Regions from separate parts of the Homo sapiens genome. Here region 2 is linked to region 1. A link is a loop called in an ENCODE intact Hi-C map of the cell type or tissue named here. Cell type or tissue: dorsolateral prefrontal cortex. All regions are shown on one strand. Links, peaks and the distances in the headings refer to the core of each region. The heading gives the core; the rest is flanking DNA. Region 1 overlaps LINC02998 (long intergenic non-protein coding RNA 2998). Region 2 overlaps SNX18 (sorting nexin 18).

Region 1 (16,232 bases), core at 3,518-11,517:
GGGGTCAGTCAGTTGCCAGAATGCAAAAGTCTGAAAAACGTCTCAAAAGACCAATATTAGGTTATACAATAGTGATGTTATCTGTAGCAATAATTGTGAAAGTCACAAATATTATGGCCTCTGGCCACATGCTCTCCAGCATAGGGATTATAAAAACTATGCCTACATTTTAGCAGAATTCAGGCCCCTTCCATAATCCTAATCTCATGGCCTTTCATTAGTTTTACAAAGGCAGCTTCTGTCCCTCAGCAAGAAGGAGGTTAGTTTTAGGGAGGGACTATTATCATCCTTGTTCTAAAGTTAAACTGTAAACTAAATTCCTTCCATAGTTAGCTTGGCGTATGCCCAGGAATGAGCAAGGACAGTCAGCCTGTGAGACTAGAAGCAAGATGGAGTCAGCCATGCTAGACCTCTCTTGCTGTCATAATCTTTGCAAAAGTGGTTTCAATCATGTGACACCTGGAAGCACAAGAGGGGGGTCCCCCTCAGCCTGAGTAGGCTCAGGGTTTTCTGAGCCAAGAATGAGCCGTGGAAATGCAGGAAATTTGAACTGATCAACTACTAGAATATATTCCTATTGTACTTGAGGTGGAAGCTACCCTAGGTTAGAAAATGATGACAGTGTGAAATCTATCTAAAGAAGTCTGAGAACAGACTTTATGCCAGGACTCAAGAGGCTGTGTGTGTTTGGGAGTCCACATTCATCTCTTAAATTCTCAGCAAAGAGGATGAAAATATTTGAATATGTCCTAAGAGAGCTGTTCATACGCAGATTTCGGTTCCAGGGCCTGGGTAATACTGAACTGTATTACACAAGACAAGCCTAGGCTTGATTCCAACCAATCTGGGTTTGAGTCTTAGCTTTACCACTCATTGTGGCCTTGGGGAAATCACTTAACCTCTCTACTTGACCTCTTTGTATTTAAAATTTGAATAGCAGCACTTTCCTTGCAGTGATTGTGAAAAGCAGAAATAATGCCTCACAGTATACGGTGTGAAACAGGCATTAAGCAACTATGACTATTGCTATTTAAACAGAGCTGCCTCTCTGGCACGATGCAAGATCAGAAGAGGAATGTGCACTTTCTGGAAAAGCCTGGCTTTGGACAAGATCTAGGCAGTAAATACAAACATTGGGGAGCTATTAAGGACATGCTAATATGGGTGGAGTCTCTGCTGAGGTTCACGCCATGTTCCTCCTGGATTCACACATGCCTGGACATTCCTGGAAGATGGTCCTCCTTTTGGGAAAGGCGTATTTTAGGGATATAAAGCCTGGCATACTGGCTTGGTTCAAGGTAATAGACCCATATCAGAAAGTAAAACTCATAAACTTCACGCTTTTCTCAAAATCAGAACATTTCTGGTCTAGCCCCCCACAGTTGGCTCCTAAAGAAGAGACGCTGTAGGAACATGTAAGACTAAGAATATGACTGTCAGGCAGCCCAGAAGGCAGCTTTTGGATGGTCCAGAGGAGAGCACAAGAAAGTGTTATGGTGCCTTCTGGTTGGGGTTGAGATTGGAGTTGTATGGAGTCCAGAAAAAACAGAATTTGCACTGTGGCCACCTCGCCCCAATCCGGGCAGAAGAAGGAGAGGGAGGCATCACATTTGGTGGGTGTGAGAGAGACAGAGAAGGGTCAGTGCCAACAGCTCCAGCAGCAGGGGATACATTTTGTGGCTTTGAAGCATAGCCATAGCAGGTTGGAGGTGTCAGTGTCCTCATTGGGGGTGGGTCCATCATGCCCCAACACAAACATCACTGCAGGGAGCTGTAGCAGGGGGAAGCTGAGTGCAGGGTCATATGGTAGCTGAAAGGGCCATATGGTGAGCACACATGTGCCATCCCCTGGGGGTTCCCAGGAGCAGCTAGAGGGATTCTGCAGTGTTGATGAGGGGCAGGGCCAGACAGACCCTGCTGGTTACTCTAACTTTGCCCAGAGTAGTGTGACCAAGGAAACTCAGGCTACACAAATTCTTCACATCCTCCAGGACACTACACAACTGCTTCAAAGCCAGGAGTTCATTGATTACATTGTACCTTTAAGAAACCACGACTTAATGTTGTTATGCCTTTGCCTTTTGCCAGGGATAATTGAGAATGTTTCATATATACTATAAAACTTCCTATAATGACAAATTCTATTATGATGTTTAAAACCATATGTAAAACAAACCCTCCTGATTACTTTCTCTTACTATTCTAGGAATGTTTGTCTCTCATGTTGCACTAGCACACTTCCTTCCTTCCTTTTTCTTTCTTTTTTTTTTTTCTTTTTAATGAGCTAAACAATTTATGAGGTTTCTTTTTGCCTTGGCCACCAGGAGGGTAATAGTTAAGTGTGGTGCTCAGTTAGTTTAACTTTCTTTAGCATAGACAGATTTTATATTAAAACTACCTCTAACCCCTCTTGTCATCAACATGGCTCTTGTTTGGGGTGTTGTGGTTATCATTGTTGTTTTTGTCATTATTTTGATATGTCTTTTCAGTAAAGCCACTTACAATACTTGTTGGAATTAGCTTGTGGATGGCCCAGAATTTATTTCATAAATGCACTAATTGCTGAGAGAATCTGTAAAAATTGAACCTTTCTCAGGGCAGAAAACTCTTTTAAACCTCATATCATTTTTCTCCTAGGCATTAGGAGTTGAGAATAATGCTGCCTTTTTCTCAGTGTATTTTCATATGAGGCAATTCTTTGCTCTGTCAAATAGATTTATTTTCTTTATCAGGCAGAAATGTGGGCAAAAGAAAATGATCTCATTGCATATGATTCCTGACACAATACCCGGGACTCCAGACTGCAGGAAAATTTGGTTTCACAAATGACTTGGGAAACCTTTTTGGTTTTGAACATCTGTTCAAAGAAATCTTCTTTGGAAGTGTTCACTGTTGTTACTTCCTCAATGGCAACACAGACATGCTCTTGTCCTGATCCTTATATTACTATTGAATATGGAAGGACTAGTGTTCAGGTTCTTGCTCCAGCTTTTATAAAAAAAAAATGTATTCAATGATAACGTTTACTTACTGAAGTCGATAAATTTCTAAGTCTCTATTTATAAGAATAAGCACAAGCCAGCTGGGCACAGTGGCTCATGCCTGTAATCCCAGCAGTTTGGGAGGCTGAGGTGGGAGGATCACCTGAGGTCAGGAGTTCAAGACCAGCCTGACCGACATGGTGAAACCCTATCTCTATTAAAAATACAAAAATTAGCTGGGCATGGTGCCCGTGCCTGTGATCCCAGCTACTCAGGAGGCTGAAGCCGGAGAATTGCTTGAACCTGGGAGGCAGAGGTTGCAGTGAGCCAAGATCACACCATTGCACTCCAGCCTGAGTGACAAGTATAAAACTCCACCTCAAAAAAAAAAAAAAAGGCAGAAATCACTGTATAGCTCAAAGAGCTTTTGCTGTAAACGCACTCATAGAACCATGACCATGATCAAACAAACAAAAAGTTACCAGCACCCCAGTAGCTGTCCTCTTGCCCCGACCCCAATCCCTATATCCTCCCAAAAGGTAAACATAACCCTGCTTTCTGACACCATTATTGCTTGCCTGTTTTTAATCTAGGTAAAAGTAATCATTCAGTATTTGCTTTTCTATGTACTTTTCATGAGTTTCAGCCTCATGGTTGCATGTAGCAATTATTCATTCATTTTTATTGCTCTATATTAGCATTTAATTATGTAAACACACCTCAAGTCTTCTATCCACTGTACTCTTGGTTTCCACTTTCATTTTTCCAGTTTTTCTCCCTTACATATAATGCTGTAATGAATATTCTTGTATTTGTTTTTCAGTGAATATACACATGCATATCTTTTGTGGATAGACCTATTTGTTCTGGGCCATAGGTTTTACATATGTTCAACTTTAGTAGATACTAGAAAACAGTTTTCCAAAGTGGCTATACCAATTTTCATACTCGCTGGCAGAGTATGAGAGTTCCAGTTGCTCCACATCTTCATCAACATGTGTTACTGTCAATCTTTGTAATGTTAGTCATCTTGGTGATAACCAGTGAAGTTAGATGCCTTATCTTATGTTTATTGGCCATTTGGATATGCTTCTTTTATGAAATGCTCTTTCAAGTCTTTTGTTCATTCTTTTACCTTATAGCAATGTCACGAAGATACTTTCTTATGTTTTCTTTAGGAGCTTTGTTTATTTTACATTTAGGTTCATAGTCCAAATATAATTATGTATGAGGTACAGGTTAATATTTATTTTTTTCTGTGTAAGAATACAATTGACCTAGCATGATTTATTACAAAGATAATCCTTTTGCCACTACTCTACAGTGCTATTTTTATCATAAAATCAATTGTTCATATATGTGTGGGTCTGTTTATGGGCTCTTTAATATGACCCATTGTTCTAGTTGTCTTCCTTTCATCAATTAATATAATTTTGAGTTGGGAACATTGGTCTATAAGACCTGATGCTCAGGAATGCCTGACTGTAGGTAACAGGAAGGCTTGTAAAATGCTTGAATGGAGAAAATCCACTGAAATATTACAACCAGAAAGAATAGTAGAGATCATTTAATCTAATTCCCTTATCTTAAAAATGAGAAAGCAGGTCTACCCAGGTGTGCTAGATATCTCTACTCCACCTGTTATTCCCTTGGAGATGGGCCTCCAAGCTTCACATCAATGGGCTCCCTTATTTTCTGATTTCTGGTTGGTTCAGCTTATAGGGAGCATTGATTTGAGGATGCAGAAGGGTGAGGGGTCAGATATTTATTTTCTTAGCTACGTCCCTGCAGGCTGCTAGTTCTTTCCATAGAAAGTTATGGCTCCTGATGGGAGGCCCTCAAAGAACACTCTTCTTCCAGATACCAATTAACGTCTCCTTTCTTTTGCCCCAGGCCTGGAGTGGTAACACTTTCTCACTGTTACTAGTCCCAGGGTACTGCACTGGGATTCTGATGACACACGACTAAAGGCATTTATATTCCAAACTGGAAGATAGGAGACAGAATCCAAAGAAAGGGCACATTGCATCCATCTCTTAACAAAGGTTTCTAGAATCTACCACATGACACTTCCACTCAAATTTCATTGACTGTAACATGATCACTTGGCCATAGCTGGCTATAAAGCTGAGAAATGTTCCAGTTAGCTAAGTGTCAAGGTAAAAATCTTATAAGTTAAAAATATCACTAGGGAATAGCAAGCAGTCTCTGTCACCCGTGCCATTTAAGTCTAGCCATTAAACACATATTCAGTGCCACTCCAGGCCATCATGATTCTGAGATTCAGAAATGAATAGTGCATGATCTTGGTCCAGTCTAATGCAGGATGGAGATTCCTACCTCCAGAAGATGACTGTGCCATACCTATGCTTTGCATTTGGGATTCAAGAGGGCACGAGACAGTGTCCCTGTCTTCAGACAGATGACCATGAAGAAGTATCTGTTAGAACTCTTAGTAAATACAAGTTACCCAGGGAGACACAGACAGGAGTAGAAGAAGAAAACTGTTCTCTCAAGGAAGACCAGGAGTTTACCACAGAGACAAAGAGAAGACAGACCTTTCAGGCTCAGAAGCAGCAGGAGAAAGATACAAGGAATGAAAGCATAGTGTTTCAAGGGATCAGCAAGAATTCCAGGGATCTTGGAACATAACCTGCATAAAGGGGAGAGAGTAAGGATGAGGCTGGACAAGTCCACAGTGGCCAAGGAAGGTAGACTCTTGTGTGCCAAGCACAGGCATTTCACAAATGCCTCCACCCACCCATCCTCCAATCTCTTCTGTAGTACTTGCCTGCGGAAGATTTCCACTAAACCACCAATGAACAGTAACGTCACATCTAGAAATACGTCAAGCTCAGGCCCAATTTTCATCCCTCAATGAATTATCAGAGATACAAATCTTGAAATTTCAGCCCCTTTCTTGGCTTGAACTATCTGATGGAATTCTGGAATAACTTACTTGGCCAGACTCACTCTCAACCTTGGGAAAAAAAGCAAGCAGGTGAGGGGAGAGGTGCAAGAGGACTCTTACACCCATCCATTTAAAAATTGCTCCAAATGGCTTATTTTCCAAAAAAAACAAATATTTTAAATGAAATTTTTTTTTCTTCCCACAGATATATTCTGGAAAAGAAGAGGAGGAGGAAGAAGAATGACTGTAAAGGAAGGAGCAGTACTGTTTTCATGAGGACCTACTATGTGCCAGACATTATTCTAGGTGCTGGGGCTACCATGGTGAGCAAGACAGTCCCTGCTGCTTCTAGGAGTTCATATTCGAATGGAAGAAAACTATTTAAAATTGTACTTATTATCTCAAATTTTTTCAGGTATTGATAAATACTATGAAGAGTATAAAATGACACAGTAAAGAGTGATTGAAGACTCTTTAGTTGGGGTTTGAAGAAGTTCTAAGAGGTGACAATTGAGTTATGACCTTGTATTAGTTTCCTATTGCTGCCATGGTAAATTACCAAAATTTAATGACTTAATCCTACAAATTTATGAACTCATAATTCTGAAAGTCAGATGTCCAACAGAGGTCTCATTAAGCTAAAAGCAGGTTGTCAGCAGGGCTGCATTCTCTCTGAGGGTCTAGGAAGAACCCATTTCCCTACCTTTTCCTGCATTGAGAGGATGTCAGCAGTCCTTCCTGTGGTCCTCTTCCTCCAACTGCAAAACCAGCAGATTAGCATCCTCAGACCCTTTTGTGCTTCTGATACTCACTTTCCTGTCTTCTTACACCTAAAAGGACCCTTGTGAATACATTGGACCTACCTAGATAATCCTCCCATCTCTACATCCTTAACTTAATCACGTCAGTAAAGTTCCAAGGATTAGGACATCATCAGGGTTCGGGGGTAGGAGGGCATGGGGGCAGAAGAGGGTTGTTATTCTACCTATCATAGATCTAAATGATGGAACAAAGGCAGCTATGTGAAGATCTTAGGAAAAACCATTCCAAGCAGAAGGAAAAGTAATGTGAAGAACCCGCAGTGAGAATGAACATAGCACTTTTAAGGGACAGAAATATGAAAACGAGGCCACATCTCTGGAATCTAGTTTTCTCTGTTATATCCTAGAAAGGAGTTTTGTTCTGTGGGCATGTCACATCTCAGAAATCAGAGAGAAGCACAGCAAAGCCCCCCAGCTCAGATAACAAGGCTGGCAGGTATTTGCTTATACACAGACTTGCTTGTAGCCTATCTCTGACACTTTGCCAAATTCTTCAAAATCTTACATTCTATTAAAAAATAACAAACCGAGTGCTATTTTTAATACATTTGAAAGTTTTCACTGGAAATACCCACCTTTTGATTTGATGTTGGAACCCATTAGCATTGATTTTTCAAATATACCACCATTGATTCTCTACCAGCACATCAGATCTCCAGCTGAAGGAAGGTAGACTCTGAAGAATAAAATGACAGCTCAGAGAAGGTTTAAAATGTCTAGAAAATAGATGTTTCTCTTTCCACATGGATATGTGGTCCTTTTAAAAAGTGAAAGCATACAGTTTGAATCGTAAAGTAAAATAAATCAAACTGTATTCTACAAATCTCACAGAATAGATGTTTTCAATATTCCGCATTAGCAGGACAATGGAGCAAGAAGGTCAAAACTGAACTTCTCCAGGGTTTATTTTTTGCTGTTGGTTCTCTCACACCAACTGAGCTAATCAAGCTTGTCCAACCTGTGTATGAGTTGCTGCCCTGCATGAAATCAATTGGACACCCTGTCAGGGTGTATGGTATCAAAGGAGATGAGACAGTACATCAGGATGTTCACATACAAAGGAGTCAACTAATCGCTGATGAATGACCAAGTGAGGGATGCTGGGGTCCATTCCCGCTGGACAAACCGAGCCTCCTTACCTGCTATTCTTTACGATGTGGCAACTCTCTTTTCTTTTCTATTTTCTTTACTCGTTCATTTTAATATTTTTAATATTGCTAACATAAAACCTTTTGAAATATAATATGCAAAAGACACCATCATCCCCAATTTATTCTTCCCAAAAGCAACAATTATTAACTGTTTCCTTTGGGTCTTTTCAGAATTGTCCTTCTACATAACATAATATAGTATAGTATTGTATCAGGTCATAATACATCTTATCATATCTGTTTTCCCCTGTGAATGGTGTCACACTGCACGCATTGTTGTGCAACTTGCATTTTTTTCACTTTGCTCAGTACGCTGGGCGACCTTCCATGGCAGCAAGTCAGCATTTTGAAAATGCCCCATGCAGAAATGCAGACTTCATGCTTTCTCTGTGGTTCACTGTTTGTGGCTAAAGAAGAAAGTTACTGAAATGTGTCCAGACCATCGCTTTCAAGAGAAAGGAATCTATTGTGTATGTAACTGACTTCATCCCAACGTATGATTTTGATTTGTCAGTTAGGATATTATTTTCCTTATCACATCATCTGACATAATTAAAGGACTCTGAAATGTCGCCTTCATTCCTCTGATAACTTGTGAACAGAGCTCTTGAAAGGCTTTCAAACTTGTCATCTCAGTACATATCCATTTTAACACCCCAGGTCAAGTAATTTTTCTAAGAGAATGTATTACAAAATGAGCTACAACGTGAATTCATTACCATAAATTATGAAACAAGAGGTCATCGTGCTTGTGAACTTAGAAGAAACTTTAAAAAACAGAATGAATATTTCTTCATAAATCTTATAATGTTATGATCCACTTTGCATTTAGAAGGACATAAAAACGGTATGAATTCCTCCTAGTGTATTTGGCAATTCCCTCTTCAAAGTGGTACCAGTGCCTTAAATAAGGGATTAAATTAAGATTTTTATTAATAGCACACGAAACATAGTTTTGAAAAGTGATGAATCTGGCCAGGCGCGGTGGTTCACGCCTGTAATCCCAGCACTTTGGGAGGCCGAGACAGGCAGATCGCTTGAGGTCAGGAGCTTGAGACCAGCCTGGCCAACATAATGAAACCCAGTCTCTACTAAAAATACAAAAAATTAGCCGGGCATGGTGGCGCGTGCCTGTAATCCCAGCTACTCGGGAGGCTGAAGCAGGAGAATCGCTTGAACCCGGGAGGCAGAGGTTGCAGTGAGCCAAGATTGTGCCATTGCACTCCAGCCCGGGCAACAGTGTGAGACTCCATCTCAAAAAAAAAAAAAAAAAAAAAAAAAGGGAAAGAAAAGTGATGAATCTAAGTTAATGTCCAAAGCACTAAAGCCACATTGAATGAATCTAAGTGAATTTTCCCCTTTCTTAAGCAAAGCCAACTTCAGTGTGGCCTTAGTGTTTTGAGGAGACAATGTAACTCTTTATGGAACTCTCATCCCCATGAACACAAAAATGCAAAACTTTTTTTTTTGTTGTTGTTGTTTTTTCCAAACGCAGAACTTTTATCAGTTTGTTTTGTCAGGCCCTTAGAACTGTTTTTAAAAGAAAATTAATAAATCTCTGCTTTGGGATATATCACACTCTCTTAAAAAGGAAGAATATGACCTGAACTAACCTATTCTTCCTGCCAGCAATAGCCCAACCTAAACCAGATATATTCTGTGGTGTATGGTATATGGGCTTTATGACCAAGCAGACCTGTTTCATTTTGTTTTGTTTTGTAGCCACTTTTTTGAGATAAAATTCACATGCCGTACAATTCACTCAAACTTGGTTTTGAGTCCAAGTTTTTCAACTTCCCTAGGCTTCAGTCTTCTTATCTGTAAAATGGTAATAATAGCACAACCCTCTGATTTGCTGTGCAAATGAGATGCTTGTGTTCAGTCTATCCCATGGCTAAATAAATGAAAGCATAACAGACAGAATAGTTTTTCATTTTTTACACACTCAACTTGGTCATTGAACTTTATAAGCAATCAGATCTCCGATTCTGATTTTCCACTTTGACAGTGAAAACCTTAATTCTGTTAATTTATGTTAATTTCAGGTACCAAATCTAGCTTAATTGAGTACTTTATCAGTCTCTGCTGATTAAACACTCGATCAGTGAAAGATTCTGCCCCTCCCCTGCCTTTGGATGGACCTGGGTTCACAGGCAGCCACTATGGCAGTGTGGCTGGTTTGCATCTGTCCACTGGTGCTGCTGCAGTGGAGACTTCCATCTGGCCTCGTGGGATGGGCAGTGCAAGGAGATGGAGGTTCCAGGGATCTTGCTGGTTTCCTCTGTCATCTTGGGCCCCAGGAGCCACTTGTTGCTGTCTCGATGCCCTCCAAATATTCCGGGCAACAGGGGGCATCTGTAGGGCTTTGTCTCTCAAGGGGCCCTGGCAGAAAATGAGGTAGAGGTCCACTTCACTCTTTTTTTTTTTTTTTTTTTTTTTTTTTTTTTTTTTTTTTGAGACGGAGTCTCTCTCTGTTGCCCAGGCTGGAGTGCAGTGGTGCAATCTCGGCTCACTGCAACCTCTGCCTCCCGGGTTCAAGCTATTCTCCTGCCTCAGCCTCCCGAGTAGCTGGGACTACAGGTACGTGCCACCACGCCTGGCTAATTTTTTGCATTTTTAGTAAAGACGGGGTTTCACCGTGGTAGCCAGGATGGTCTCAATCTCCTGACCTCGTGATCTGCCCACCTCGGCCTCCCAAAGTGCTGGGACTCTTGAACGCCAAACTGTAAGCTCCCTTCAGCACTCGTATGGAGGTAGGAGTGGAAGCAGGGCATTTCACCATTGCACCTGACTTCCTTCTCTCTCCAAATTCTCTCTGCTCCCCTCTCTTGTTCAGGTTTGCTGGGGAGCACAAGAAGCTGCGATTTTTGTTCTGCTGATTTCCATTAACACCCCCTACCCACCCCACCTTCACCCCTGGCAAATAGACGCCGCTAAATGGAGGTGAGCATGAGGAAGAAAAATGGAGCAGGCCCAGCAGGTTGACGTGTCTGATTTGCCACTACAGTCACAGTGGTATTTCACATTATATTCTACATATTTGATGGTTATCTTACCTCTACCATCACAAAAAAATTCCGCATTTCTTTCTCTGGATGCAGATTTTGTTACTTATTTTTCTCTCTTGCAAGATGAAATCTGAAGGAATTCATGATTCTAGTTTATGACTCTTTGCCCTCGCCTCTTGCCTCCATTCTTTGATCTCTGATACCCTGTGTATGAGGCACTGCCCTGTATGAAATCCTATGGGTTGAATAGACCCTTCCAGGGGTGTCCAATCTTTTGGGTTCCCCGGGCCACATTGGAAGAAGAAGAATTGTCATGGGCCATACATAAAATACACTAACACTAGCCGGGTGCAGTGGCTGCTGCCTGTAATCCCAGCACTTTGGGAGGCTGAGGCAGGCAGACCACAAGGTCAGGAGATCAAGAGCATCCTGGCCAACATGGTGAAACCCCACTAAAAATACAAAAATTAGCTGGGTGTGGTGGTGCGCACCTGTAGTCCCAGCTACTCGGGAGGCTGAGGCAGGAGAATTGCTTGAACCCAGGAGGCGGAGGTTGCAGTGAGCCAAGATCACGCCACTGCACTCCAGCCTGGTGACAGAGCGAGACTCCATCTCAAAAAAAAAAAAAAAAATACACTAAGACTAACGATAGCTAATGAGTTAAAAAATAAATCACACAAAAAAATCTCATAATGTTTTAAGAAAGTTTACTAATTTGTGTTGGGCTGCATTCAAAGCTGTCCTGGGCCACATGCTGCTTGCAGCAGGCCTCAGGTTGGATAAGCTTGATTATATGTTGAAATCCTAGCCCCCAGCACCTCAGAATGAGACCTTACTTGGGAACAGTGTCATTGAAGATATAATTAGCTCAGTTAAGATGAGGACATACTAATATGTGGTGGGCCCTAATCTAATATGACTGATGCTTTATATAAAACAGGGAAACTTGCAGCTACTTGGGAGGCTAAGGTGGGAAGATCGCTTGAGCCCAGGAGGTCGAGGCTGCGGTGAACCAAGATTGTGACACTGCACTCCAGCCTGGGCAACAGATGCTGTGTGAAGATGAAGGCAGAGATCAGGCTGATGCTTATGGAAAGCCAGAGATTGCCAACAAACCACCAAAAGCTAGGAGAGAGGCCTGGAACAGATTCTCTCTGAGTCCTCAGAAGGAACCAACCCTGCCAACACTGTGATCTTGGACTTCTAAACCCCAGAACTGTGAAATAATAAATGTCTGATGTCTAAGCCAGCCAGTTTGTGGTAGTTTGTTACAGCAGCCCTAGAAACCTAACATATGGTACGTATGGTTTTGTCTTCCCAACCCACTTATTTTTCTGGGAAATCTCTCTCCCTCCCCAACTACTGCAGGAGCAGCCATGTTGATCAACATGGCCACCTGCCACTGGTAGAGTTCATTGAAAGTTGGCATTTGAAACCAGAGAACAAGTCTTCAGTGACTAAAGCTGAAAAGTATGAAACTCAGGAACTGCCAACAACCATGTTTTCTACAGCAAAAAGAAAGCCAGTCTTCGGAAGACAAAGCTGGCATCCAGAGCGGCAGAGGTGAGGCGAGGGGAGAGAGCTGAGAGTTTCCTGCTTCAGCTCCATTGGTGCCCGAGGCCTCAGCTCTATCCAAACTTGGCTGTGACTTGAATTCCAGGACACTAAAGTGGCTGTCCAGTAAATTCTTTTTTTTTTTTCTCAAGCCAATTCATAAACAGTCTGTGGTACTTACAACTCAGACTTCTATTTAACATCTTCTCCATAACTCACTCAGTCTCGTTTTTCATAAGTGGAAGTTTGCTGCTCTAAGTAACTATGTCCTTACCAGACATGGGTGCAGGATCGAGAAAAGAGCATTAATAAAAATTAATGTTAGTCAAGAAATATGGCGGGACGCAGTAGCTCACGCCTGTAATCCAGTACTTTGGGAGGCCAAGGTGGGCAGATTACTTGAGGTCAGGAGTTCGAGACCAGTCTGGCCAACATGGTAAAACCCTGTCTCTACTAAAAATACAAAAAAATTAGCCAGGGGTGGTGGCAGGTGCCTGTAATCCCAGCTACACCAGGAGGCTGAGGCACAAGAATAGCTTGAACCCAGGAAGCAGAGGCTGCAGTAAACTGAGATTGCACCACAGCACTCCAGCCTGGGTGGCAGAGAGAGACTCCATCTCAATTTAAAAAATAAATAAATAAAAAGTTAGTCAAGAAATATATAACAAGTTTTGTTAAGCTTTCTTTCTTAGATGAAACTTTAAACCATCATAAACTACAAGAAATTAGACTGATTTCTTTGCCTTTTAGATTAAAATCCAAAATAATTCATTAGCAAGCAACTTTTATCTTTCCTTAACAGATGGGTATGTTTTTTAACCTCTGAACACACCATAGTTCCTTCATTAAGATAAAGAGTCATTTTGCAGAGTTGATTGGGATATCTATGAAGGAATCATTTCAACGATTATGCTTTCGTTAGCTTTATTTTTATTATTTATTTATTTTATTATTAATTATTATGAGAAATGCAGTCATACTATCGTTAACCAGAGTGGTCTCAAAGTCCTGGCCTTAAACAATCCTCCTGCCTCGGCCTACCAAAGTGCTGGGATTACAGGTGTGATCCACCATGCCCAGCTAGCTTTATTATTAAAGGTTATATTAGTCCTATGATAAGTTTCAAATGCCTGGCATTTTTCCTGAGAAAATAGTTACTATTTAGAATGTTAACAATAAGGAATTTTTCTGTCTGCCCATTACCACATTTTTTTTAAATCTCAGAAAATAAGTACTTAATCTTAATTCAGATTTACACACTTCTTAATGACTTCTGATGTCTAGAGATACAGTCTCAAAGGCTACCAGCTTCATGTCAGAAAAGAACAAGCAAATAAAAGTTGATCCTGGAGACTAGGAAATAAAATTCAGCAATTCTCATGCTATTTTGTATACTAATCAGGGAATGCATTAATTTTCTGTTGCTGCATAATTACAATTTACCCCAGAACTTAATGGCTTAAAGCAGCATTCAGTATTTATGATCTCATATGGTTTCTGTGAGACAGGAATTCGAGAGTGATTCAGATGGGTAGTTCTGGCTCAAAGCTTCACGTGAGGCTGCAGTCAAGATATCAGCCAGGGGTGGAGTCTCCAGAAGGATTGACATGCACTGAGGCCTTCACTTCCAAGGCAGCTTGCTTACTCATTCATATAGCTGGCAAGTTGATGCTGACTGTTGGCAAGAGGCCTCAGTCCCCACCACGTGGACCTTTTCATTGTGCTGCTTGAGTGTCCTCATGACATGACAGCTGGATTCACCCAGAGTAAGTGATCCAAGAGAGAGCAAAGATAGAAGCTGCAATTTTTTAATTACCTAGCCTTGTAATTAGGTGCCACATACTGTCATTTGCACAATATCCTATTGGTTATACAGGTCAGCCATATTCAACATGAGAGGGTGACAATACTGGGAGGTAAAACTCATTAGGGGGTATCTTGGAGGTTTCCTAGTCTTACTCTGGGTATTCATGAGAAAAACATTATTATGTTAAAAAGTATGGAAAATGCTTTTCAAAATTAATACACCTAAGAAAACTTCAACAAAATTCATAATAGAGCCATAAAATTCTAGAATCAGAAAGAAACTTGGTTATCAACCAGTGTAACTTGGTCATGGAGACTGAGTCTCTGAAAGGTGAGAATTTTTTTAACTTTATATAGCAAATTAGTGACTGGATGAGGCTTAGATCCAGGCCTCTTTACTTCTGGTTAGGGCCGGTGGTGAACAGGCTGGCTTGGAAATTAACATCCGTTCCAATCTCCTTATAGTATGGCTTCCTACTGCAGCGGCTGGAGAACCTAAACCATATGATTCGCAAACTCCCTTGCAGCTAGGGTTTTGGATATGATTTGGGTTAAGGCAATCAGACTGCAGAAGTGAGATCTGGAAACTGGAAGTGATATAGCAAATAGGCTACTGGAACTTGTGCCGCTGCTGTTGGCAAAGGTGGTCATTGCAATGTTGGGTTATACTGTGGCAGAGGTAGCAGAGGTTGTGCTGCTTTGGTTACTACTGGCGACAGCCAAGAGGCAGGACTCAGAGGAGTTACTATGGACCTAGCAGGTGTTGTACGGCTTTAAAGGTAATAGTTAAAATTAGCCTGCAGTCCTAGTTAGCTACTTGGGAGACTGAGGTGGGAGAATCTCTTGAGCCCAAGAGTTTGAGGCTGCAGTGAGCTGTGATTTCACCACTGCACACCAGCCTGGGTGACACAGAAAGATGCCATCTCTAAATAAAATAACACATACAAATATAATAAATAAAACATTTTTTAAAAAGTAGGCTGGGTGCAGTGGCTCATGCCTGTAATCCCAGAACTTTGGGAGGCTGAGGTGGGCAAAGAACGAGGTCAGGAGTTCAAGATCAGCCTGGCCAAAATGGTGAAACCCCGTCTCTACTAAAAATACAAAAATTAGCCAGGTGTGGTGATGCATGCCTGTAATCCCAGCTACTCAGGAGGCTGAGGCAGGAGAATCGCTTGAACCCGGGAGGCAGAGGTTGCAGTGAGCTGAGATCGTGCCATTGCACTCCACCCTGGGCAACAGAGCAAGACTCCATCTAAAAATAATAAATAAATAAATAAAAGTAATAGTTGCAGCAACAGTTTCCTGATCTCTGAAGAGCAAATTAGCTAATGTGTTCCTGGAGCCAAGAATTTCAGCAGCGGTCACCACAATCACAAAGGTGGAGAAGGAATAGCTGGCAGCTCCCATGGAGGACTAGCTCTATGCAGCAGTTCTTGGAGTTGTTCCTGGATTCCAAGCCCAGAGCTGTTATTCCAGTCCTTCCAACAATTTTGTAAGCACCTAATTCCCTATATTAAGTCATGTTCTCATGAGACAGCTAGAGTGGTGTCTGTTGTCTGCACCTAAATTCTATTACAGAGCATGCTAATACATAAGAATGAGAAAAGCAGCCTGACCTCTGGAAACTGGCCTGACACTTACAGCTAGGTCTTGTTGTTGTTAGGAACTAGCCTGGCACTTAGAGATGGGTCATAGTGTTCTTCTGTTGAATGTAAACAATTTCTCAGAACATCAGGATCTTCAAGGTCACTCTGTTGACCGTGATAGATCAAGATATAAACAAGACCACTGTGTATCATGTGTGAACACAGACAAAAATATGAACATTGCCCAAACCACAACAAGGACCAAACATCCCCCTGTTCTTACTAATCTGAGTGACTGCTGTTTCTTTACCAATTACAATCTTAGCCTCCCCTCTTTTTACAGAAGATTTATTAAGATACCCAATCATAGAATTACCCCTTCTTCCTGAGATCATCCAACCCATACAAAAG
Region 2 (16,232 bases), core at 4,214-12,213, 110 kb after region 1:
AACATGGAGAAACCCTGTCTCTACAAAAAAAAAAAAAAAATTAGCTGGGCGTGCCGGTGTGTGCCTCTAATCCCAGTTACTTGGGAGGCTGAGGTGAAAGGACCTCTTGAGCTCAGGAGGTTGAGGCTGCAGTAAGCCACTGCACCCCAGACTAGGTGACAGTGTGAGACCCTGTCGAAATAAAAATTTAAAAAAATAAAAGGAGGCCGGGTGCAGTGCCTCATGCCTGTAATCCCAGCACTTTGGGAGGCTGAGGCGGGTGGATCACCTGAGGTCAGGAGTTCGAGACCAGCCTGACCAACATGGAGAAACCCCGTCTTACTAAAAATACAAAATTAGCCAGGCGTGGTGGTGCAGGCCTGTAATCCCAGCTACTTGGGAGGCTGAGGCAGGAGAATCGCTTAAACCCAGGAGGCAGAGGTGGCGGTGAGCCGAGATCATGACATTGCCCTCCAGCCTGGGCAATCAGAACAAAACTCCATCTCAAACAAATAAACAAATGGACACAGAATAGACGTTTGACTATTGATTTGACCATAGAGCTATGTAAATATAGACATTTATAACTGATCAAATGTAACATCTTAGATGTCACCCCTTTGGTGGTGGCTACTCAATTACCAGCCTGGTTCCCTCAAGAGGAACATGGATTTGGGTGCCACTCTCTCTCCTTGTAGGGCTGGAAGCCTGAAGGATCTGCTTGATGGTTCCAAGCACTTTCGCAGACATGATTGTCACCTGGTGCCATGGCCTCCCCTTGGCCGTGCTGGATTCTGCTGCCAAAATAGGAATATAAGTCCAGTGCTCTTTTCAGGGTCCCACACTGCATGGGACATCTTTCAAAGTGCCACACAAAGTGATTTAGTTTATAATGATAGCCACTCTTTTCTTTTATTTTTATCTTTAATTTAGCTTTCATTTTAAGTTCAGGGGTACATGTGCAGGTATTTACATATAGGTAAACTTGTGTCATGGGGGTTTGTTGTACAGACTATTTCATCACTCAGGTATTAAGCCTAGTACCCATTAGTTATTTTTCCTGATCCTCTCCCTCCTCCCACCCTCCACCCTTCAATAGGCCCCAGTGTGTGTTGTTCTCCTCTATGTGTCTGTATGTTCTCATCATTTAGCTCCCACTTACAAGTGAGAACATGTGGTCTTTGGTTTTCTGTTCCTATATTCGTTTGCTAAGGATAATGGCCTCCAGCTCCATCCATGTTCCTGCAAAGGACATGATGTCATTTTTTATGGCTGCATAGTATTCTACGGTGTGTATGTACAACATTTTCTTTATCCAGTCCACCACTGATGGGCATTGAAGTTGATTCCATGTCTTTGTTATTGTGAATAGTGCTGCAGTGAACATATGCGTGCATGTATCTTTATGATAGAATGACTTACATTCCTTTGGGTATGTACCCCATAATGGGATTGCTGGGTCAAATGGTATTTCTGTTTTTAGGTCTTTGAGGAATCGCCACACTGTCTTTCACAATGGCTGAACTAATTTACATTCCCACTGAGAGTGTAAATTAGTTCTCATTGTGGTTTTGATTTGCATTTCTCTAGTGATCAGTGATGATGAGCTTTTTTTCATATGCTTGTTGGCTGCATGTATGTCTTCTTTTGAAGTGTCTTGTTCATGTCCTTTGCCCACTTTTTCATGGGGTTATTTTTTTTCTTGTAAATTTGTTTAAGTTCCTTATAGATGCTGGATATTAGACCTTTGTCAGTTATATAGTTTGCAAATATTTTCTCCCTTTCTGTAGGCTGTCTGTTCACTCTGTTGATTCTTTTGCTGTACAGAAGCTCTTTAGTTTAATTAGACCCCATTTGTCAATTTTTGCTTCTCTTGCAATTGCTTTTGGTGTCTGTCATGAAATCTTTCCTCATTCCTGTGTCCAGAATGGTATTGCCTAGGTTGTCTTCCAGGGTTTTTAGAGTTTTGGGTTTTACATTTAAGTCTTTAGTCCATCTTGAGTTGATTATATGATGTAAGGAAGGCGTCCAGTTTCAATCTGCATGTGGCTAGCCAGTTATCCCAGCACCATTTATTGAATAGGGAGTCTTTTCCCCATTGCTTGTTTTTGTCAGCTTTGTTGCTAATCAGATGGTTGTAGGTGTACAGCCTTATGTCTGGGTTCTCTATTCTATTCCATTGGTCTATATATTTGTTTTTGTAGCAGTACTATGCTGTTTTCCTTACTGTAGCCCTGTAGTGTAATTTGAAGTTGGGTAGCATGATGCCTCCAGCTTTCTTCTTTTTGGTTAGAATTGCCTTGGCTCTTTGGGCTTGTTTTTGGTTCCATATGAATTTTAAAATAGTTTTATCTAGTTCTGTGAAGAATGTCATTGATAGTTTAATAGGAATAGCATTGAATCTACAAATTGCTTTGGGCACTATGGCCATTTTAATGATGTTGATTCCTCCTATCCATGAGCATGGAATGTTTTTCCATTTGTTTGCATCATCTCTGATTTCTTTTCAGTGTTTAACAGTTCTCCTTGTAGAGCTCTTTCACCTCCCTAGTTAGCTGTATTCCTAGGTATTTTTTTTTTTGGTAGCAATTGTGAATATACAGTCACTCTTTTAAGTTAGTTTTAAAACCTCCATACTAGTATGATTTTGGTTTTACTTATTCCAAATCTTCAGCAAGTTTACAGGTTGGAAATACATTCATTAGAACATGGGTACCAGGTAAACCATGACTCTCACTGAATTTCGGCATGGCATGTGTTATAATTTGTTCCTTTTTTACATCGAACAACCTGTAGTCCCCAAATAAGGAAAAATTGCCCAAGTACATGAAATTTAAGGAGCCTAAGTATAAAACCCAGTAGGAAGTGATTTTACTTTTATTCCCAAATTCCATACACACAAGTAAAGGAAGTAAGACTATTAATTTAGTCAGCATTAGAGATAAGGACCAAGCAGGAAATGACTTTTTATATGATATCATCAAGGGCCCAAGTCAGAGGAGGAACAGGTGGAGCATTTCCTTTGTCCAATCCCTTACAGATCTTTCCCAGCCCTCTGAATAGTAATGTATGGTCAGGGGCTAATTTAATAAGTTACCTCAACATGGGTTGTACTGCTCTACGTGACTGTGATTTAGATATTACTCTAATCTTGAAAGAAAGAATGAGAAAAGAATGATGGAATGGAGAGAGGGAGGGAAGGAGGAAAAAATAAAAGTCCTAATTATTTAGTAAGATAAACTTTATCTGGAGAAGCCAGTAAATGTTTCCAGGAATTTTATATTCTAGCTAAGTAATTGTGCCCTTGAGTCATTTCTAATATGGGTATTTCTACTTTAAAAAATATTTAGGGTGATGTTTACAGTGAAAATCCCATGGATCTTACTTATGTACCAGGACACAGGAGAAAGACAAGTTGGGCTCAAATCCCAGTTTGTGTGACTCTGGGCAAGTTACAGAGTCTTTTTTACCTGCAAAATAGGTCAATTATATCTGCCTCATAGAGTTGTTGGGAGGACTAAACAATACCCAGGGCACAGCACTGTGGCTCACACCTATAATCCCAGCACTTTGGGAGGCCAAGGCAGGAGGATTGCCTGAGCCCAGGGAGTTTGAGACCAGCCCGGGCAACATGGTGAGGTTCTGTCTCTATTTTAAAAAACAAATAAAAATACATTTAAAAAAAAGACAATACATGGGAGCGTCCAACACAGTTGGCACTCAATAAATGTTTGCAGTAACTTTCTCCCATGACTGCTTAGAAGATAACTATTTTTTCAAATTTTTTATAAATTATACACAACATAAAATTTATCATCTCAATCATTTCTAAGTGCACAAGTCAGCAATATTAAGTACATTCATGTTGTACAATTGAATTTTTGTCATCTTACAAAACTGAAACTCTGAAAATCTGTAACATTTTAACAACTCCCATTCTCCCTTCCCTCCAGCCTGGGGCAACCACCATTATATTTTCTGTCTCTATGAATTTGACTACTGTAGGCACCTCATATAAGTGGAATCAAACAACATTTGTCTTTTTGTGGTTGGCTTATTTCAGATCATCGATCTTTTAGATTCCTCTTTCAGGCTTGAGAAATTGTTGCACCCAAACAAAAGTTTTGGCAACCGCATGCTATGTTGCCATATTGTATGATTATCCAACTATTTAGCTAAAAACATGAAGTTTTCCAAAATAAAGGTGATTCATTGTAACAAGTTACAATCACATAAGTTGCAATGGATGGATTTTATGCAAATACAGTCAACTCTCAAATCCCCTGCCATGCATTCTGCACTTGTGTCTTATTCCTTTTACTGCTTTGTAAATTTCTGGAGGTCAGGTGGTGCCTGACATGCATTGGGTGTATGATAAATACTAATGAACTAATTATTAAGTTAATCGGTGTATTAGAATACTCTTTTATGAATTGCTAGCAAGAAAATGTTCATCATAAGGCATTTTCCTTGCCATTGATTCTGTGCTGTATCTTTGCTGATCAACTGATGGTCCTCAAAGAAACGCCAAATTATTTAAATATTAACCTAAGCAAAACACAGTTTGAAAGATAAAGCAGATGAAAAATGCTGCTTGTGTCCTTTGAAAGGCAAACACAATTGGCTTTTGGATCATGGACAATTCAGTGTCCTATCAGCTTCTTAATGTAAATGGACATGCCAGATTTAAAACATTAAAATATTCAAGATGGGTCACAGTGATGAAAATAAGGCCTGCCACACTGTGCTGGTGGAAATCTAGACTTTACAAGGGCAGTTGAAGTTTTTTGTGCATACCCCCCAATCCTGCAAGTTCATTTCTAGTCATCCTACACAGATAAGCATGCAAGTGTTCAAAGATGGGACTGCAGTAAGCTGCATACCAACCCCCTCCCCAGCCCCACCCAAAGATGTCCATATTCTAATGCCCAGAACCCAAGAATCTGTGAATAGGCTATGTTCATGGCAAGAGAAAATTAATGTTGCCATATGGAATTAAGATTGCTAATCAGCTGACCTTAATATAAGAGTCTCCTACATTATACCAGGTGGACCCAATGTAATCCCAAGAGTGCTTTAAATGTGGACAAGAATGTTTTGTGTCAGAGTGATTCAATGTGGGAAAGATTCCATGAGACTTTGCTGACTTTAAAGATGGAGGGGAGCCATGAGCCAAGGAATGAAGGTGGCTAGAAAGGGCAGGGAAATGGATTCTCCCGCAGAGTCTCCACAGAGGAATGCAGCCCGGCCGATGCCTTGATTTTTAGCTCAGAAGTCTCTTTTGGATTTCTGACCTCCAGAACTGCAAGGTAATAAATCTGTGTTGTTTTAAGCCACTGAGTTTGTGGTGAATTGTTATAAAAACAATAGGGAACTAACATAATGACTAAGGATGTTCATTGCAGCATCATTCATAATAAAAAATTAGAAGCAACCTAAACACCCACTAATAAGAGGCTGATAAAATATTGTGTTAGTACTATGGATGTTGAAGATTTTAGGCTTTCACCAAAGAGCTGCTGGTGGTACCCTCTCTTTCTGCTTTTGGTGAGGGCTGACCAAGCAGTTTAGACTAGAAAGGAGGGAAATTATAGCAAGGAAACCTCAGTTAATAAATCACCCTGCTTATAAATGTATAGCAAATGTAACACAACACTGAGGCTTTAATACTTTTAAAATACTTTTTAATACTTTTACCCAATCTTTTTTTCTTTATTCTTTTTTCTTTTTTTTTTTTTTGAGACAAGGTCTCACTCTGTCGCCCAGGTTGGAGTGCAGTGGTACACTCTTGGCTCACTGCAACCTCCGCCTTCTGGGTTCAACTGATTCTCCTGCCTCAGCCTCCTCAGTAGCTGGGACTACGGGCATGTGCCACAATGCCCGGCTAATTTTTGTATTGTTTGGTAGAAACAGGGTTTCACTGTGTTGGCCTTGAATTCCTGGCCTCAAGTGATATGCCCACCTTGGCTTCCCAAAGCGCTGGGATTACAGGCATGAACCACCACACCTGGCCTCAATTTCATTCTTACAGTAAATCTATAGATATGCCAGGCATTAGCCAGGTGCCATGATGTGCATCTATAATCCCAGCAATTTGGAAGGCTGAGGGTTGAGGATCACCTGAGGACAGGAGTTTGAGACCAGCCTGGGCAACATAATGAGATCCCCATCTCAAAAAAAAAAAAAAGAAAGGTATGCCGGGTACTATGCTGAACACTGGAAAATGGAGAGAAAAGAAGCCAACTGACTAGAGAAGGAGGAATAAGGAAGGCAGGAGAATTATACCAAGTGCAACAAATGTCAAGGTAGCAGAAAGCATCGGGTACCCCGGGTACAACAGAGGACACCTAACCAAGACAGGGTGGGAAGATGGGACAGGGACAGCTGCCAGTAGCAGGTAATGCCTGAACCCCGTCCCAAAGGAGGAGTAGGATTCAGCCAGACAAAGAAGACTTGGAAGGCTGAACCAGCGGAGGAAACAGTTTACAAAGGGCTGGCTGGCGTGATTTCCAGTGTGGGTGTATGGCTGTATGGCTGGGGTGGCATGAGAAAGCCAGCAAACTGTGCAAAGGACTTTGACACAATTATCTTTCTGAAGTTCTCTGAACCTCAGTTTTCCTACCTTGACGATAAATGAATCATAAAATCTTCCTTTTGGAGGAGGGCTTAAGGAATCTGCCCAGAGTCTCAGGACTAGAAAAAGGAAGACCCCGATATAATCTGGAAATCCCTGCTCGATATTATTTTCCCCAGGCCATGGCTGCTCCTCAGAAAGTCTTGCCCTTCCCATGCAGCCTGGGATGACTTCTGGTTTTTTAAAGGCATGATGCATTAAAGAATGGAAAACATTTTATTATAATCACTTAAAATTAACACATCATTGCTTTTAACACATACACACAAAATACAATGAAATATTGTGCTATTCAAAATGGATTATGGACTAAAACTACATTAATTCATAGTTCATTACAGGCCATGTGTTCTGGTAACCGAACAGAGAATTTAATTCATATAATGAACGTTTTCATGTTTCAGCCCCTTCACTGACTCTCTGTGACTCTCTAAGGCCTCATTTAGAGATGAACCTTTGAGTTGGTGAACGAGAAGCCTGAACAGCCTGCGGAGCTAGGCCCTGTTTATGTCTACTTGTAGCAAGAAAGTGAAATTGTACATCAGAATCATCTGGGGAGCTTTTAAAACATAGTGAAGCCAAAGCCCCCCTTCACGTTCTGATTCAATGGGTCTAAAGTGGGGTCCAGGCACTGTAATATTTTTAAAGCTCCCCAGGTGATGCTAAGGTAAAGCCAGGGTCCAAAAATACCATTACCAAAAGTAGGAGAGATGGAGGAAAGAATTCTTTAAAGTTTTATCAGCTCATTTGCAGATATTTGTTTAGAAGACAAACAATGGTAGCAATAGATGAACAAATGGAAGCAGAAGAAAGGTTCAATACAAGCCTTGCCAAGGGCAATCTGGTGGTAAAAGAGCAGCAGAGCCCTGGTGAGCAGGCAGAGCATGGGAGCTCCACGGAGGCCCAGCCATGCAGAACAGCGAATCCAGTGTTTGCACATTAGGGCATGGGAAGGAATCCAAAAGAATTGTGAACAGTGTGCTAAAGTTTGCTGATTCAGTTTGCAAATGTCATGTAGCAGCACCCTGACTGGGCAGTTATAAGGTCCCCAGAGTGCATGGAGAGGCAACCACTGGGCCTCAACCCCCACGTTGGAGATGCTAGAGCTAATCAGAGGCAGCCCCTATGGGAACCAGGCAGATGTAATTGCACTGAGAGAGACAAGGTTCTCAGGCCATAACCAGGATGGCTGCTAATCTACTGCTGACATACAGATGTGTGCACCCAGAAACTTAGAAGGCAGTTTTCTGCGTCTGACCTCAGTCAATCTGTTACATCTCGGGACAGCAGTGAGGTGGCCCCAAGAATCTATAAATAAAATTATTATCTGAGAGCTAACTCATAAAATAGTACTTAATAGATAATAAGAGTCACTCTAAGGAGAATGTCCCTTGCATCACACCAAGATGATTGTTAATTAAACTGGAAATTATTGATCAAAAGCAGGTGGCTGTCTGCTGTGGACGCACAGAATACAGAGGAGGGACCTGTTGCTGTGCTTGCCAAGACTGGGGACATGGTGGCCATCAGCTCCCCGACCTGTTGCTGTGCTTGCCAAGCTCTATACTGGGGACATGGTGGCCACCAGGTCCCCAGCCTCCACTGCCAGTGTCTTGGTGTGGGCCACCATGTCTCGTTTATCACGAAGCCTCCAATGTGGTCTCTGCTTCTGCCTTTGCCCAAAGTGCCCTTGTCACACGAGGCAGATCATGTTCTTTCCTGCTCAACGCCCCTGGGAGCCCCACATCTCATTCAGAGAAAAAGCCAAAGTCCTCAGAGCAGCCCGTAGGACCCTCTAAGATCTGGACCTTCCCCACTCACCTCTGGGTGCATCTCCTCCTCACCAGTCTGCACCCCCATCCCCTCCCACCCTTCTCCCACTCCAGCCATACTGTCCCCGGCTGTGCTCCTGCCTCGGGGCCTTTGCACCAACTGTGGAAGCTCTGGAATGTTCCTCCCAAGGTCTTCCACATACTTCACTCTCAGTCCTTCAAGTCTTCAGGTTCGGAGGCCTTTTCTGACCACCTCAATTAAAATAACAAATTCTCCTCACTCCTCATACTCCCTCCCTCCTCCCCGCTTAGTTTTTTCCCCATAGCACTTACCACCTTCTACATATCATCTAGTTCACTAATCTATTTCATTATTATTGCCTCACCTACTAGCTAGAAAGTAAATTTTTGTTGGCTTTGTTCACTGCTATATTCCTAGTGCCTACAACAGTGCCCGAAGCACAACAAGCATTCAATAAATATCTGCAGAATGAAGGACTCTATCGGTCCCAGCGTCCAGGATGTCTCCACCGTGCCGATGGCATCATCAAGCTTTTCAAGCAAAATGACTCCAATGTGTGCTGGCACTGGGGTGACTACCTTTCTCACAGCAACCTTTAGATGACGATGATTTGGTTTCCCACAGGGTCTGTCCACAGGACAGAATATGCTGGTCCGAAGTCTGGTCTCATTGAAAGTTTTTGTATTGAAAGAGTAAAAGAGCCAGCAAGATGATTTATTACTTTTTCATCTTATTAAGGGCTTCAGAATCCAAAGGCTCTGATGGTGGTGAATTCCTTGGTCTTAGCCTCTTTAGACCCCTTGGGCCACCCCCTCTGAGGCCAGCTTTCTTCATGAGGAATCAGCCTGAGCCTCTTTTGAACTCTGCTAGATGTGTTTAAGGAGAACAAATGGCAGCAACTTGGCAGACGCAGATGTGACAGTCAAAACACCAGCCAGCCGCTCACGAATGTCTCAGAAGGGTGTGATGCGTGGTAATGGGTCACGTCGCGGAGGCACAGATTTGAATTCCGCAGGCTGGTGGACAGACGCGGCACCCACAGCGGAACAAAGCCAGCACTGTGGCTGCTCTCTCCTCCTGGAGCCAACTCCTCCATTCTCCTGAAACTAGCACAGAGGTCTTTGTGAAAAGCTGCCTTCCTAAGAAGGCTGACTGCTGGTGCTGGTGATGCCAACACTGAGGGCTAGCATATCACTATTTTCTTTCTTTCATAGAGGGCAATTTAGGATTGTGCACACACAGAGGATCACAAAGGTCTCTGTTTCTAAAACCACAGTTCTGCTGTATTTACTGCTCTGGGCCCGGTGTGCTCCAGGGACCCCAGAGAAAGTGTAGGATAGGATAGGCCTTGTCCTCCAGGAGACCACCACATCACCACTTAATCAGGGCTTGTATGTTTGCCTGGTAGTCTCAAGTAAATTGGAAAAGAATTAAGATCGCAAGCTGTGGAGTCAGGTGACTGCATTCAATTCCCAGCTCTGCCGCTTTATGTGACCATTATGGAATATCTATAAGCCTGTTTCCTTCTTTGTAAAATGGTTTTGTAGGAGAGTTCCGTAGATCAAAGAATGAACGTAACGGCAGTATCATTCCTAGAGCAAAATAAACACTCGATGTGGTAAGAAAAAGAAATGATGTTAGCCCAGGATCTTACGTAATTAGTTGCAAAATGCCATCACAAAAGTGATCGGAGTGCAGAGAAGGGACAAGACACTGGGATTAGAGTTTCATGGAAGGCTTCACAGGGAAGGGAGGAGGAGAAGGATTTTTGGTTCAGAAGACAAAAGAATACCCGGTACCATATAAAACAACAGACTATGGTCCAGTGACATTTGTCTTTACTGCCTACATTACACATTCTCTTAGCAGTCCGCTTCCCAATGCTGTTGAATTTTTGCAAAGTAACACAATGAACATTGACTTGATCATTGAGTCCACTGTCCAAACAAGATAGTTCTTCCTGTGCCTTGTACAATTCACTTCCAGGTCTCGAAGGGGTTGGCACAGAGCTGCAGCTCCACCCACCTTTTGACATCTTTTTTTTTCTTTTTTTTTTTTGCTAGTCCCCTTGTCAAATTTAACATTCATTTCGTTATTTTTAAAATAGGAAATACATTCAATCGTTTATATTCAAAAGAGATAATAGGGAATACAGTAAGTTTCTCTCCTGCCCCCCATTCCCATTCCTGAAAGCAAACAATGTTGCCTTGCTACCAAGTTGCTGCATTTACTTTCATAAATAATCTACACATAGGCCAGGCGCAGTGACTCACACCTGTAATCCCAGCACTTTGGGAGGCCGACGCAGGTGGATCACCTGAGGTCAGGAGTTCGAGACCAGCCTGGCCAACATGGTGAAACCCCGTCTCTACTAAAAATACAAAAATTAGCCAGGCATGGTGGCGGGCACCCGTAATCCCAGGTACTCGGGAGGCTGAAGGCATGAGAATCACTTGAACCCGGGAGGCGGAGATTGCAGTAAGCTAAGATCGCACCACTGCACTCCAGCCTGGGCGACAGACCAAGACTCCATCTAAAAATAATAATAATCATCTACCGCATATATAAGCAAACACATTCGCTTTGTTTTGCTCAAAGGGTAGCGTACAAATATTTCTCTGCCTCTTTTTTTCATTTAATTTTCTTAGGAAAATTCTGTATTGGTATATGAAGAGCTTCCTCATCTTGTTTTTTTTAAAAATGATAGATACCTACAGTTTTTCATCCTTTGGATAGCTGAGAAATTTGTTATGAGACCACCTGTCAGCATGAATACCTAAAAGGTCCAATTTTCTTTCCATTGATTCTGGGATAGGAGCCACTAAAAAGCAACATTTGTGAAGAAAGCTCCTTTTCTCTGGAATTACAGGTTCCACTTTCCCCATAGGTCCTTTGTTTCATACAGAGAACACAGACTTATGGACCTGACACTCTCAGGAGGTTATAGCCATATGTGAATATGTAGTTAGCATCTGGGTAACTCAGTTGGCTTACAAGGGTCCACAAACAGGAGCCAAGTAATTTTTTAAAAAGTGACTAAAAATACAGATTCTGAACAAACACCAACAGAAGCACCATCAGCTTTAAGCTGAACCTTAATTTGGTAAATCCTGAACTGCACTCCAATGTTTTTAAGATTTTTCAAGCAAAGGGAACCATTTTGAACTAAGACTCTGCATTCTTTTAAAACTGCTGGGTTGAACAAAAGTGGAACAAACAAGTTGCCTAATCAAACTTGGTCTACACTAATATTTTGATTCAGGGCATGGCTGCCCCAAAAGCCACTCAGAGGCACTAAATTCAACTTCCCAGAGTGACACATTGACCATCATCTTACAATGTCTGTATGTAACACGAGGCCAGGGTTGGGACGTGAACACAGAGTAGGCTGCCTCTCTCTGTCCTAGGTCCCAAGTACATATTTTCAGGATGTGAAAAGAATTCAATAAAACCACTATTAATTTGGTGAATAAAGACAAGTTCTGAGCTGTCTTTTTCAGATCTTCCTAGTTAGAGCTACGGGACAAATTCTTAAACATATTAGCACTTAGCTTTTGGAGACCAAGGGCTCCTTTGCCTTGCTGCAAAGGGCCATCTCTGGAGAGCTGAACCTCTCCCCACCCTAACAGGAGGTGCTGGTGGGTCTGAGAAGCAGTGGAGAAGTAGGTTTCCAGGCAGAGTAAGAAGGATGCTGTGCCAGGGCTCTGCAAGACAAGAAGCTGGAATGGGGTTTGGTCCTGTGACCCAGGTGGGCAAAGTGGGCAGAAGGTGAAGTTACCAGGGCTAAAGCAGGAACCTCTGCCTACCTGGGACCCAAGGGTGAACTCCTTAATTTTCCATAGTACAGGTGACACAATGTTCTTATTATTTAAATACTGCAGCTCTTCCTTTCTCACATAACCACAGAGGGTCTTTACTCTATCCCTCCTGTCAATGCCTTGGGCTCAGGGCTTTCCACCTGCCATTCATTTCTCACAATATGTCCACAAAGGGGATTCTATAGTTGGCCCTCAGTATCTGTGGGTTCCACATCTGTGGATCCAACCAATGGACGATTGAAAATATTCCACCTCAAACAATAAGAAATAACAATACAAAAAAATACAAATAAAAATATAACAGTGTAACAACTATTGACATAGCCCTGACATTGTATTAGGCATGGCAAGGAATAAAGAGATGATCTGAAGTATACAGGAGAACGTGCATAGGTTATATGAAAATATTATGCCATTCTATGACTTGAGCATCTACAGATTTTGTTATCTGCAGGGAGTGGGGTGGGATTGAGGGTGTCCTGGAACCAATGCCCTGCAGATACTGAGGGATGACTGCATACCCCATTATAGATAAGAAAACTGACTCACGTTAAGTGACTAGCCCATGGTCACATGATGTTCAGGAATAGAACATTTATTAAGTATCTACTTCTAAAATTGTTATCATCTCCCATGTCTGTCATGGAGGGAGTATTGCAAAATGGTTAAGGCTTCACATGGTGGTTTATCTAATACTCTCAATAATTCAATACAATCTAAGTCAGTCAATCATACAATTGAGGAAACTGAGGGTCAGAGCTGGGTTAGTGAGTTGCCTGAGGTCAGAGAGTGGAGCAACTAGGATCTGACCCAGGTCTCTGGCTCCAAATTGCTGCCTTTCTCACTGATATGCTGGGTCAGCTTGCAGAGAAGCTCAACAACTCAGCAATTCCATCCTGAGAGCCATTTCCTGGAGTGAGAGAAAATTTAAACCACTGCAAAAATAAGGTCTGATGCATCTGGCCACTTCAGACTTAGAGATCAATTCCAGGGTAGGCTGATGGGACACACAGCAACAAAATACCACACACCTTGTTTTTAAGCTCCCTTGGCAGGTGGCTTCACATGGACAATTGGTCTTGCCTTTGGCATGCTTCTGGTACAAGTCACTCAATGAAGCTGAAATGGCCTTTAAGACAGGCAGGCAGTTTGAGAAGCTCTGACACAGGGATGTTAGGATTGAGACATCCTGGGATCAGGGCCAAGTAGGGAGGACTTGTGATCCCTGGAAAGGCTATAGCCATGAGCCAATCCCAGATTAACTTCCCCCACCTCAGAGGCCTGGCTTCCACTGCTGGGTTTTTCTGGTTTCCTGCCCATGGAGCCCTAGCACAGCAGCATCCCTCTATACGCTGCCTAGAAGTCTACCCCACCACTCTTCAAACTCTCCAGAGCTTATTACTCAGCAAATTCTGTTGCTCTCACCTGAGTCCCACCTGTGGCCAAGTGGTACTCATGAGTAACCCTGACTCTGACCAACTGGAGTTCAAATTTTTGACTTGTGGTTCTGCCAAGGCCATTGTTATGGCAACTGGAATGTGCTTCTATTGGCACTGCATGGAGGTGAAAGTTGGAGAGAAGGGGAAACAGTCAGTTTTGGACCCTTTCTCTCACTCTTCATAACAATACTGGAAGGTAACATCTGGCATGCTTCCCAGTCTACGTAAGACTGCAGTCAGACCTTCTGTTGAGAGACCAGACATAGCAGCACAGACTCTCACCTTTCCCAGCAGAAATGGGTGCAAACAGCAGATTCTGGGAAGTTCCCTTTGTACTTTTGTGCCCAGTGCCCAAAGAATGATGGAATCTCTATCATTCCAGGAGTGGAGACTTGGGAAGATGTTAGGGATTTCTGAAAAGCAGAGAAATCACATTCAGTGTAATCTAGTTTAAAAATAATAGGCTTGAGCCAGATCCCAATTTGAATCTCAGCTCCATCATTTAGTTTGTGTGATCTTGGTCAAAAGAAATTAGACTTCACTGATCTCTTTAACTCATCTATAAACTAGAGATATTATCTTCCTCATAGGTTCATTGTGAGGATAACCAGATAAAGGTCCTTTCTTCTCTTGCATACTTTTAAGTGTAGCTCTCCTTCTCACAGCCTCCCCAAACCGTAGGTGATTTGTCCAGATGTCCATCACTGGTCCAAGTATATTTGTGAAGTAAAAGATGGCTAGGCCATTCTAGACATTACAAGATGCTAAGAAAGGCAGGCCAGGAGAAAAAACATATATGTAAAACAAATCTGTAAAGATAAGCAGATACAAGACTACAAAGCCCCACAAAGAGGGCAAGCTTTGCCAAATGGGACTTTGGCCCCTTGCAAGATATGCCAGGTCCCGTAGCTATTATATTTTGGCTTATGTGTGTTGGAGTTCGCCTATTTATGGCAACCAACAGACAGTATGTCAAGTACTTTACTTAAGCACCTGCTTCTGTCTCAGGTATTGGACTCATGGGAGCTATTATTTCAAAACCTCTCACTCACAACTTACTGCTATGTGCTTAATTCCTGATGTCACTAATGGAAGCAGATACTCCATGGGACTATCTGAATGATGATGGTTTTAAATTAATCAAATTAGCTACAGTGTTTGATGAATAATTTCTATGGTAACTGCAGATGAAGCTCAAGACAGAACATGCTCTTCTATTTTTCTGTGTAATTCTTCACATTAAATAAATGCCTCCTTGATGAGTGGAGAAAAAATAATTATATTCCATTGAAGCTAAGAAATAAAGCAACCTGTTTATTTTTTAAAAAGATAAACATGGCTGATCTGCACTAATCATAACATTTTGAAGGAAATAAAACAATATTCAACATTTCTAGACTACAAATAAATAATACCCTGTTTTACTTATTCTGTTAACCAAAGATGAAGGTGGAAATGAGAAAATTGAATGCTTATGGACTTAAAGGTATCAGACATGGCATTTGATTTTTGGAAAATGAAGACATAAATGGAAAATGGCTATGGCAATGAACTTAAGAATGACATTTAAAAGTTTTTACACAAACTTTACATACTTGACAGACTAAAACATTTTTCAAGTCCTTAATTATGAGAACAGCAGCAAAATTTAAGACAATTAAAAATCGGCATTTAAGAATCTGCTGTATTATTGTGAATAAATGCAAAACAACTGTATCAGTGAAGCCTGGGAAAATCTCAATTACTATAATATTCGTGCACTGGCTTTACATTTCACTTTTGAATGCGTTCCCTCATCCTGGGTGCAAACTGGGTACCTTCAGATACAACAGCTTGGACGGGGAACAAGATTACGACACATGGCTGTAGAACCAGTCTCGCTGCGTTACAGTTACAGCATATAAACAACTCTGTCTAATAAAAACAGTAAAACCAGGCTCAAGTGCACACCCTGTGTTACAAACACATCACATATCAGGATTATAAATCATAGAAATAAAGACAAATAATGGCATGAAGGGCATGATAGTTTATTTTTAAAAATTGTACCACACTGATCATGATGACCAGCATACACATGATAATGGCTTTTCTCTTGGGTTTAACATTGCAGTAGTTTTGCATACTGCAATGTTTCAATAGGACCAAGAACGTTAGAGAATAAAGATCTTAGATGAAAATGAACACTAATAATTCTAGTGTCCTCCCCCATAGAATTAATGTAAATCCCGTATGAATCAGTGGCATTATAATGTTATGTGGTTATGAAGAATGAAATTTCTCTTAGAAGTAGGCAGCATGAATTTATACTTACATAAGTATAACTTATACTTCCTTGTACTTTCATCTTTAGTTTTTATAATTTAAGCTATGTCCACCCTGGCTAAAGTACAATCATACAATATACCTCAGATAATTTCCATGCTACCATTGCACAAGTTTAGTGATTTTACTATTAAAAAAAAAAAAATCCAACCACCATCAAAATAAAGAGGCAAATAAAAGTAATTTTTAAATCATTTGAAAAGCATGGTGCTTATTTGTCCAATACAGACTCAAACTTAAATG

What was found. A loop is a pair of places that touch in the nucleus more often than their neighbours do. Peaks named below come from ENCODE experiments on the same cell type or tissue, not always from the same donor. Only the 100,000 strongest peaks of a DNase experiment are listed, where the experiment ranks them.
Region 2: it touches region 1 in a loop (2.5-fold over the local background); 4 of 110 quality-filtered maps call a loop at or near these places.

The regions. Positions count from the first base shown.
Region 1 is chr5:54,656,041-54,672,272 of GRCh38, reverse strand. It overlaps LINC02998 (long intergenic non-protein coding RNA 2998), which reads left to right. Exons shown (of 3, transcript NR_104658.1): 2 at 6,098-6,215; 3 at 11,813-12,115. Among named protein-coding and RNA genes, the nearest start is that of LINC02998, 80 kb to the left of the region's middle. In dorsolateral prefrontal cortex, for the core only: no CTCF peak of the experiment used is centred there; a DNase peak (open chromatin) is centred at 8,182; H3K4me3 peaks cover 759 bases; H3K27ac peaks cover 1,013 bases.
Region 2 is chr5:54,545,313-54,561,544 of GRCh38, reverse strand. It overlaps SNX18 (sorting nexin 18), which reads right to left. Exons shown (of 2, transcript NM_001102575.2): 2 at 14,959-16,232. Among named protein-coding and RNA genes, the nearest start is that of SNX18, 36 kb to the right of the region's middle. In dorsolateral prefrontal cortex, for the core only: a CTCF peak has its summit at 7,480; DNase peaks (open chromatin) are centred at 7,524 and 9,424; H3K4me3 peaks cover 611 bases; H3K27ac peaks cover 3,200 bases.